Linked DNA regions of Homo sapiens: region 2 is linked to region 1. Evidence: read pairs that join two places in POLR2A ChIA-PET (ENCODE). Cell type or tissue: IMR-90. All regions are shown on one strand. Links, peaks and the distances in the headings refer to the core of each region. The heading gives the core; the rest is flanking DNA. Region 1 overlaps MOXD1 (monooxygenase DBH like 1). Region 2 overlaps ENPP1 (ectonucleotide pyrophosphatase/phosphodiesterase 1).

Region 1 (4,406 bases), core at 260-4,259:
AACTAGTAAGTATAATCCTCTCTTAAAACCCAGCAATGGTCAGCCTTTAAGCCTGATACTGCATCCTTTTCCGGGCCTTCTCACTAAATGGGAGTTTTCAATGAAAAGTCATTCAGGGAGCAACATTGAAAATAAATAGTTGCCTGATCATAATAGTTGAGTTTATTAATAGTTTTGTAAGTGTCAGATACTGTGCTAAGTGCTTAAAAAACAACAACTCCTGTTTGATCCTTAATGTAAGCAATTCCATTAGGAGGCACCATTTCCATTTAAATGAAAATACTGAACTGTGTGTGGCTAACAACTTTTCTGTAAGTTACATGACTAATAAATGGAAAGAAGGAATTCAAACCTGAACTATCCATCCAGTCACGGAACCCACCTACCGTAGTATGAGGTGTACTGCCTCCCTATTTAGGGAGCTAGTCCTTTAAGGAGAGAGGACTAAGGGATGATGATTTTGGCTGGCTGTTTTTCTTTTTTTCTCCCCTTTGCCATAATAGGCCATCAGCAAATTTTCTATTAAATGGAATGAGACACATCACATTTAAACAGATATATTAGGAGTGTAGTTCATCTATGAGAATTCCAGGACAATAAAAGCACCTCAAAAAAAGCAGCGTGTTAAGCCAATTCAATAACCCCCATTTCTAGCAAAGTATATCCAACCACGACTAATAGTCATGGCAATGCCATTACTGTTGACTAAAGAGAGTGGTAGAATCAACCGTCTTTAAAAAATTTTAAATTTACGGTAAAGTCACATCTAAAATAAAGCTTAAAAAGAGTCATGCTGAAATATGGAGAGGTGGGCTGCAGAGTGGTCTCGAGTACCTGACAAAGAGATGACCTCACATGAGAAGTACAGTTTAAATATAAATTACCAAGAATATTCTTTTCTACAATTTCCATATTCACCTGCAATGTGATATGCTGTCATCTGATAATACCCACATTTTCAAGCCACAATTTTCAACATTTTGTTAAGAATCAAAATACAAATCAATAAATTGAGATCACAAACGAGTTTCAACAGCCAATAATTGTATTATAATCCTATCTTTTCTAGAGATAAAATCATTTATGTTTATTTTATATTTTAGTCATTTTAGAGATTATTTACCTTATTTTATAATTTTAGAAGCAAATAATTTTTACATGGTTAAAATTTAAATTTTAAATGTAATAAATATTTTTAAATTTAGTCATTCTTATCAAACTACTGATATATTTTCTTTGCTTAGTCTTATAGTTATTATAAGTATGAAATGTATGCAGTAGTCTTCCCTCATCTGAGGGGAAAACATTGCAAAATCCCCAGTGGATGGCAGAAACTACAAACTCTACACATACTATGCTTCTTCCTATACATGCATTAAAGCTTAATTTATAAATTAGGAGATTTCCAAATACTTTCTTGTAAGAGCTTAATAACAATAACTAATAATAAAGCAAAACAATTATAACAATATGCTGTAATTAAAGTTACGTGAATGTGGTCTCTCTCTCTCTCAAAATATCTTATCATACTGTACTCACCCTTCCTGTGATGCGAGATGATACAATCCCTACATAATGAGATGGAGCATAATGAATAACGTAGGTATTGTGACATAGTATTAGGCTACTACTGATCAGAATCTATATTCCTGAATCTCTGCAACTATTCCCCACTTGCAGTAAATGGCTTGGTGTCACTCATTTCAGGCAATCCCTTGTTGAAGTCTTTGTATAGGCTCAATGCTTTCTAGTGCGGCACGTTGCTGTCAATCGGAAAACGTTTCTGTTCATGTCTTCTACCCACAGATTTAATGCCTTTTCCATTTCAACTAAGCACTTATCATGCACTGTGGCCATAACTTTTGCAGTCTGAAGTGAGACAGCAAAATTGGCATGAATTTCTTTTTCCTTCTTCACAATTTCACAGAGAGAAGATTCATTCTTAGCATAGGTCTTAACAACCTTATCATTTTTTTTTTATGAAGTTGAGAGCTTTCTCCTTTTCACTTACAGAAGCACTTGATGGCTTCTCCCGGGCATATCTGAATTGCTAGCTAGCATCATTACTCTTGTGCTTTGGGGTGCATTGTTAAAGAAAATAAGGGTGACTTCAACACAAGAACTCTGATACCATGACAATCTGATAACTGCAAGAGTAAGTCTAATAACTGAGATGGCTACTAAGTGACTAACGGATGGGCAGCGTTTCCAGTGTGAATATGCTGGACAAAGGAATGATTCACGTCCCAGCTGGAATGAAGCAGGACAGTGCAAGATTTCATCAAGCTACTCAAAATGGCATGCAACTTAAAATTTATGAATTGTTTATTTCTGGAATCTTCCATTTAATATTTTCAGATCACAGTTGACCATGGGCAACTTAACCCATGGAACCACAGATAAGTGGGTCTAGGCACTATCAACATTTAAACTGCAAATACAAACAAATTCTTTGTGCGAATTAGACACCAGAAAATGAAACTGACTTCTCACAATTCAACTGTGATCGATATTCTTAAAACTCACTGCAAATGACACACCACACAATATGATATAAAATCAATCTTCTCATTTCTGTGAAAGTACTTTTTGTTTGCAGAAGAAAAGGACTGAGGCTTTTTGATACAGTGATTTATGGAACATAAAATGAAAAATAAGGAGAAGCTCTTAACTGATGGCTTTTCAAAACATAGGAGTCTTTGATTTTATGGAAAGAATATACACTTTTCTTAAATTATTAGAAATCCTCTCTACTAGAAAAAAGAGCATGGAAATCAGACAACTTAAGGCAAGTCCTAGATTTATGAATTCTACATCATTAAAATTTTGTTGAAATCTTGAATAAGTTGCAAATGAAAACTGGTTTTGAAAGGCTGCCTTAAAACCACTTACATATTACTAAATATTTTGAATTTATTTTTTCAGTAGAGTTTTCTTTATTTTTTGAATAATATCCTATTTTAGTTAATTTTCAAGGAAAATGTTTCATAATACTTAATAAACTTTAAAATATTTTAAGGTTTAGCAAGATAAGGAATCTATCCTATAAGTGGTATTCTCACATAATAATAGGATTTTAAATTCTAGCCACCAAACCTCTGTCCCCTGTAACAACAAAAGTTTGTATGAGCACTCCCTTATGACCTACTGTCCTTCCCTCAAATCCCTTTTGCTCAAGGTAAATAACTTTTGTTGTCTAGAAGACCTCCAAACATTGCAAAAAATGCTCCAATGCCTTTCATGTTAATGCAAATGTCTAGTGAAGACAGCTATGTATTCCCAAAAGTACTTAATTCTAAGTTCATGTGTCTGAGAATTACTTGATACGCTTCTTATAGGAAAGTTTATCTGAGTATCATTTAATATGCTTCATATAGGAAAGTTAGTGAAGAAAGATGAGGTACCAAGCAAATATCCTACATAGAGGGTTGAAACATACACTGACCTCCCTGAAACATACATAATTATTTTATTTCATTCAACTCAATTATTAGCATTAACAATGGCAAGAATAAAAATGCATTCACAGTAAGTGGTTAAGAAATTTACAATTAATGTTTGCCAGAAAGTGGATAAAGGACCGGTTGTTTGAAACATTTGTTTCTATTTCTGAATCTACAGTTTTACATTTGCCTCTTAAGCCTGGTTCCAGTTAAATTTACTGCAAATGACATACAGTACATATAAATGAAACATTCTCTTTCCTGAGGAATACTTTTCATTGGTACAAGGGAAGGACTTGGGCATGGTATTAATTATACAAAATTAGAATTTGCATTCCCCTTTTCCATACACAAAGTAGAAAATAACTTATTGCACAGAGGTAAATGATTCACCTGCAGTCACAGTCTCCTGTTTGCAAAAATAACCTATAAATATTTAGGACTACATATTAACTCAATAACATTCCCTAAAGCCACTCCCTTTGCCTCTGTATGTAGTTATGAATCATTTTGTAAACCAAAGGCAGAACTGTAAACAAAAATATTTGTAAACAAAAGAAAACTAGGGAAATATATTAGAAATTAACAAATTTTAGCCACGAATAAACTTATAGAATGTGCTCAGTGTTTCTATCTCTGCTAAAATGTCTTGAGGTTGATAGGAAAAGTGTTATGGCTGTCCATCTTTTACAGATGAGAAAACCTAAGGCTACAGCATTACCCCAGAGTGACTTACCTGAGAGCACATAGTTTAATTAAAGGGTGGACTTATGATTCTCAAACCCATGTATTTCCCTCTAGATTCCAGAGTCTGGCAATTCATTCCTTATCCACATCGCTTCATTACATAGTCTGGGAACTGACAGAAAGGCAGCAACATCTGGCCTTCTGAATGTTTACAGTATTCTGTATGCACTATTTAATTCTATCTTATTCTTTCTTGTGTCTTGGCCATGTCTCCCC
Region 2 (4,406 bases), core at 183-4,182, 550 kb before region 1:
TATAATATGCATAAGAAAATCATTTTGGAGGAAGTAAATTGTCACAGCGAATTGTCACAAGTGTTTCTCATTTATGGATTGACCATTTTCTCACCGTATTTCAGGACTTTGCACAGACTTAGCTGGCAAACATCCTATAACAGGTGTGATTTGAGAGTCTTAAAAAAAAATCACTATCTTGGTTTTCAGGTGAATATTTTTGAGAAACTAGCTTGTTCCTAAAGATGTGTTTCCCGATCCCCCTCCTGCTTAGAAAGCTTTTTTTGACGTTAGCAAGCATCTGGGGGATCTTGATGCTCTCTTATGGTTAGAGAGAGAGAATTGAAAAGAAACTCAGTAGATTAAGACATTATTTGCCCTTTCACTGTGTTGACTTTTACACCGTGGTATTAAAGGAGTGATGGCACCTTAGCAGACGTCATTGCAATGACACCAATTGTACAAGTAGTCATGCACTTGCAATAAAAAAAAAGCCATTTCACTAAAAAGAACACCTTAGATGTTTTATTGCTTAGATGAAGCAATAAAAATGTCCTTGATGAGGCTGGTCGCGGTGGCTCACATTTGTAATCCTTGCACTTTGGGAGGCCGAGGCGGGTGGATCACGAGGTCAGGAGATCGAGACCATCCTGGCTAACACGGTGAAATGCCGTCTCTACTAAAAATACAGAAAAAATTAGCCGGGCATGGTGGTGGGCGCCTGTAGTCCCAGCTCCTTGGGAGGCTGAGGCAGGAGAATGGCATGGACCCAGGAGGCGGAGGTTGCAGTGAGCCGAGATCGTGCCACTGCACTCCAGCCTGGGTGACACAGCGAGACTCTGTCTCAAAAAAAAAAAAAATGTCCTTGATGAAGCAGATTTAATAATCTGAAACCTAGATTACCTGTCTTTTTGATATTCTATGTGACACAATTGGAAGTATGCATGTAGCATATCTGCTGCATACTGAAGTACTGTTTTCTAGAGGAAAAGCAGCTGTGCGGTTGTTTAAGTTGCAAGCTGAACTAATTTTTTTTCAAAGAACACCATTTTTATTTGAAAGAACTGACAAGCTTTTTATTTAGACTTATTTATTTGACATATTTTCTCAAAAATGAGTGATGTTAGCTTGTCCCTTCAAGGAAAACCTATGAAGCTATCAGCTGTCTATGATAAAATCTGAGCTTCCAAGCAAAAATTAGAATTTTGAAAAACTTGTATTTGCCATTTGAGTGTAACAGCTTCCTGATCCTTACACAAAATTGATGAAGATAGCGAGGAATGTGGTTTTTTTTCATGTTGTTTAATGACATGCGTTAACATTTGGAAGAATGATAGAACTTAGTGAACCAATATTTTCCAAAGGATGAGTGGATGATGTTACAAAATTATGCATTGGTATAATTTCCATTCAAAGTGCAAGATAGACTAATGGATTTTAATGTAACAGTATGTAAAGTTCAGTAATACCTTTTCCATTTTTATGCCATAATTTACTTCTTTCAAAAGACAAATATAAGATAAAAATTAATTCAAGAGCACAGATATATGCATTCTATCGAAATGAATACAATGTGATTTATAAATGAGAACAAATTACCAATGAACAGTATTTCAGAAGTTGAAAAGGTGACACTAAATGTTAAATACACAGCCTTTTAGTTATATTCTTCAGATTCAGTTTTTTTGTGAATTTAATATAAAGATGAGTTCATTTTGCAACCTAAAAATACTTACTTATTGAAACTATATTAATACTTTAATAAACTATACAAAAAAGATAATGAGACAAACGTGCATTTGTGGAACTGCATGTCAGTCAGCCAGTTCCCTGCAGAGGGAATTCCCAGCATTACCTCATTCATCTGTGAGAACACAGAGCAGTCCCTATTTAGACACACACATTTGTCTACTGCTCCAGCATGGCCAGCCCCCCACTTCTTGATGGTTTCTTTCTGCTATGAATATGCATGTCCAGTTGTCTGCTTCATAGAGCAGACATTTACCTTCCTCATCCACCAGCCATTGGAGGAGGACTGGGGCCACGCAAATGATTGATTCGACCAATTCTCTGGGGAGAGTTTCCCAGTGGCCCTCTTCCATCATCATATCTGGAATCAGATGAGTTTCCATAGCTTCTTTTTTTTTTTTTTCGCATCTTGCTGAAGCAGAGTTTTGAAAAGCAAAACCACAAACTCAGCTGTTCCCCATAAGAAATCTGTTATCAAAGATAATCTCCATGGAGACTGACTCCAGCTGTCCAGCACTTGTCCATTTGCGATGTAAACCATCTTGCCCCCCTTCCCTGCTTCGGAGCGACTGGTCATAGTTTAAGAGATTACTACTTTTAGAATTTTGGTGTGGTTTTAAAGAAGAATGTCCATAATCATCTGAAAAGGCATCTTAGGGTTGTTAGTAACTTTTAGAAGTATAATGGGATCCTGATAAGAAAAATTTCGTGAATATATTTACAAATATTTAGGAAATAGGTGTACATCCAGTAATATTTTCAGTAATATTTTTCAGAACTAGGGGATGTGAGGGCGATCTGGCTGTGACTTCTATCACCCCATTGATCGCCAGGGCTGATTTGGCTATCTGGCTGGCTAGGCGGGTGTCCCCTTCCTCCCTCACTACTCCACGTGTGTCCCTCCCGAAGATGTGCGCTCGGTTGAAGAAGATGACCATCTCCCATAGATGAGAACCAGTCTTTGGTCAAGGGTATATGAATAGGTGCACTCCCCTGCTAGAACCTCCAAACAAACTCTCAAGAACTAGGGAGAGGAGAGTGAAAATTAACCTAGTTACAATGATTGTATCCTTACATTCTTTTATAAATTTCAAAATACTTCTACATCTCCTACCTCATTAGTCCAAACCACAGCTCTGCTGTTATCCATCCCCATGTTAGAGATGAAAAAATCATGGCTCAGAGAAAGTTTGGAGACTTTCCAAGATCACAAAATCAATAATTCTGTTAATCTCATCTCTGTAGTTTATTGGTGAATAGTTTTGGAGTCAGACAAAATCAGGTTTAAATCCTGCTACGGTTACTAGCTGTTTGAATACAGACAAAAAAGTTTCCTAAATAGTACCACAACTGTAGCATAGAGACAAAATCATATTAGAGTGTGTTAGGAGAAGTAAATTATATAATGTGTACAAAATGGTGCATAATATGCCCTGAATAAGTGGTTTTTTCTTGTTATTGTTGATAAGCTTCAATGTGACTGAGAATTTTTTATTTTACCTTACTCAGAAGGCACTTTACATCCTTAACTACCCAAAGTGTGGTCTGCAGACTGACATATCAGCATTATCCTCTTAGAATTTGTAAGAAATGCAGAATCTTGGGCCCCACCCCAGACCTACTAAACCAAGATCTGCATTTTCATAGATCCTCAGAGGTTTGTCTGAACAATTAAGTTTGAATATCAGCACTCCATAAGGCTATGAGACAGCACAGAAGGCACCACATCTGGAATTTCTGTAGCTGAGAATTCTAATTAACCCTCGCTGTGCCACTGACTTCATACATGATGTTGTGATTAGAAACCTAAAACAAAATGAAAAAACTCAATGGGCCTCCATGACCTCAACTGTGGTTGCATTAGGTTGAATTGGTGCTACCGCTGGTTGCATTTGGCCCCTTTCCTTCCATGAACCTCAGTGGCACATGGATACAAGTAGCCCCATTGCTCTTGCACATACAGAACATGGCACAGTCTCCTCCCTTTGCATATACCATCTCTGTCTTTCAGGAACCTGCCTGTGCTCTCGTGTGTTGCTTATAATTTAATTGCCTTCTTTTACTCTGCACTGGCTTGTCCTTTAATTGCTCTTTATTGCCCTTAGCGTTGCCAATCTTCTGTCTTTGCTGTTACCTGATAACATTCAGATGTTTTTCCAATTCAGCCATCCATCTATCAAAATATCATGTAGATGGTGCTTTCCATCGCACGATCAATGGAACTATCCAATTCCAAGTTTCCACTGCAGTCCCCTCTCAACAATCAACAGTATACTTGACACAAAACCAAAACAAAGGAATCTTATACCAACGCTTTTTCAGGTGATGTAAAATCAGGTTAAATGTCCTTGGCCCAGAGTTTATTCCATAATACTTCATCATCCAAACACACTAGCTTCCTATAAACTGCCACCCAGCACCATTTCGATTATAATCTCTGGGATACTAGGAAACAGGTGAATGAAATATTCATGTGGGAACAGTGTGGTTTAGGAGCATTATGAGTAGACTCTGTTGGTCTTATCTACTTTTGGATTAGTCGGGGAAATAAGCAGGAAACAACTCTACTTGGACACGATTTATTTGAATACCTTACTAATCAGCACAAAGGAGGTAAATGTGAAGAATATTGACATATATAAGTATTTATACATTTGTTATCTCTTAGAAACTTTCAA

What was found. ChIA-PET counts read pairs that join two places held together with the same protein. Peaks named below come from ENCODE experiments on the same cell type or tissue, not always from the same donor. Only the 100,000 strongest peaks of a DNase experiment are listed, where the experiment ranks them.
Region 2: POLR2A ChIA-PET joins it to region 1 with 8 read pairs; 1 of 35 experiments calls an interaction of 5 or more read pairs at or near these places.

What each region holds. Positions count from the first base shown.
Region 1 is chr6:132,367,507-132,371,912 of GRCh38, forward strand. All of the region lies in intron 4 of MOXD1 (monooxygenase DBH like 1), which reads right to left. Among named protein-coding and RNA genes, the nearest start is that of MOXD1, 32 kb to the right of the region's middle. In IMR-90, for the core only: no CTCF peak of the experiment used is centred there; a DNase peak (open chromatin) is centred at 2,215.
Region 2 is chr6:131,817,823-131,822,228 of GRCh38, forward strand. All of the region lies in intron 1 of ENPP1 (ectonucleotide pyrophosphatase/phosphodiesterase 1), which reads left to right. It also overlaps the pseudogene SELENOKP2 and the pseudogene RN7SKP245. Among named protein-coding and RNA genes, the nearest start is that of ENPP1, 12 kb to the left of the region's middle. In IMR-90, for the core only: no CTCF peak of the experiment used is centred there; DNase peaks (open chromatin) are centred at 1,859 and 2,219.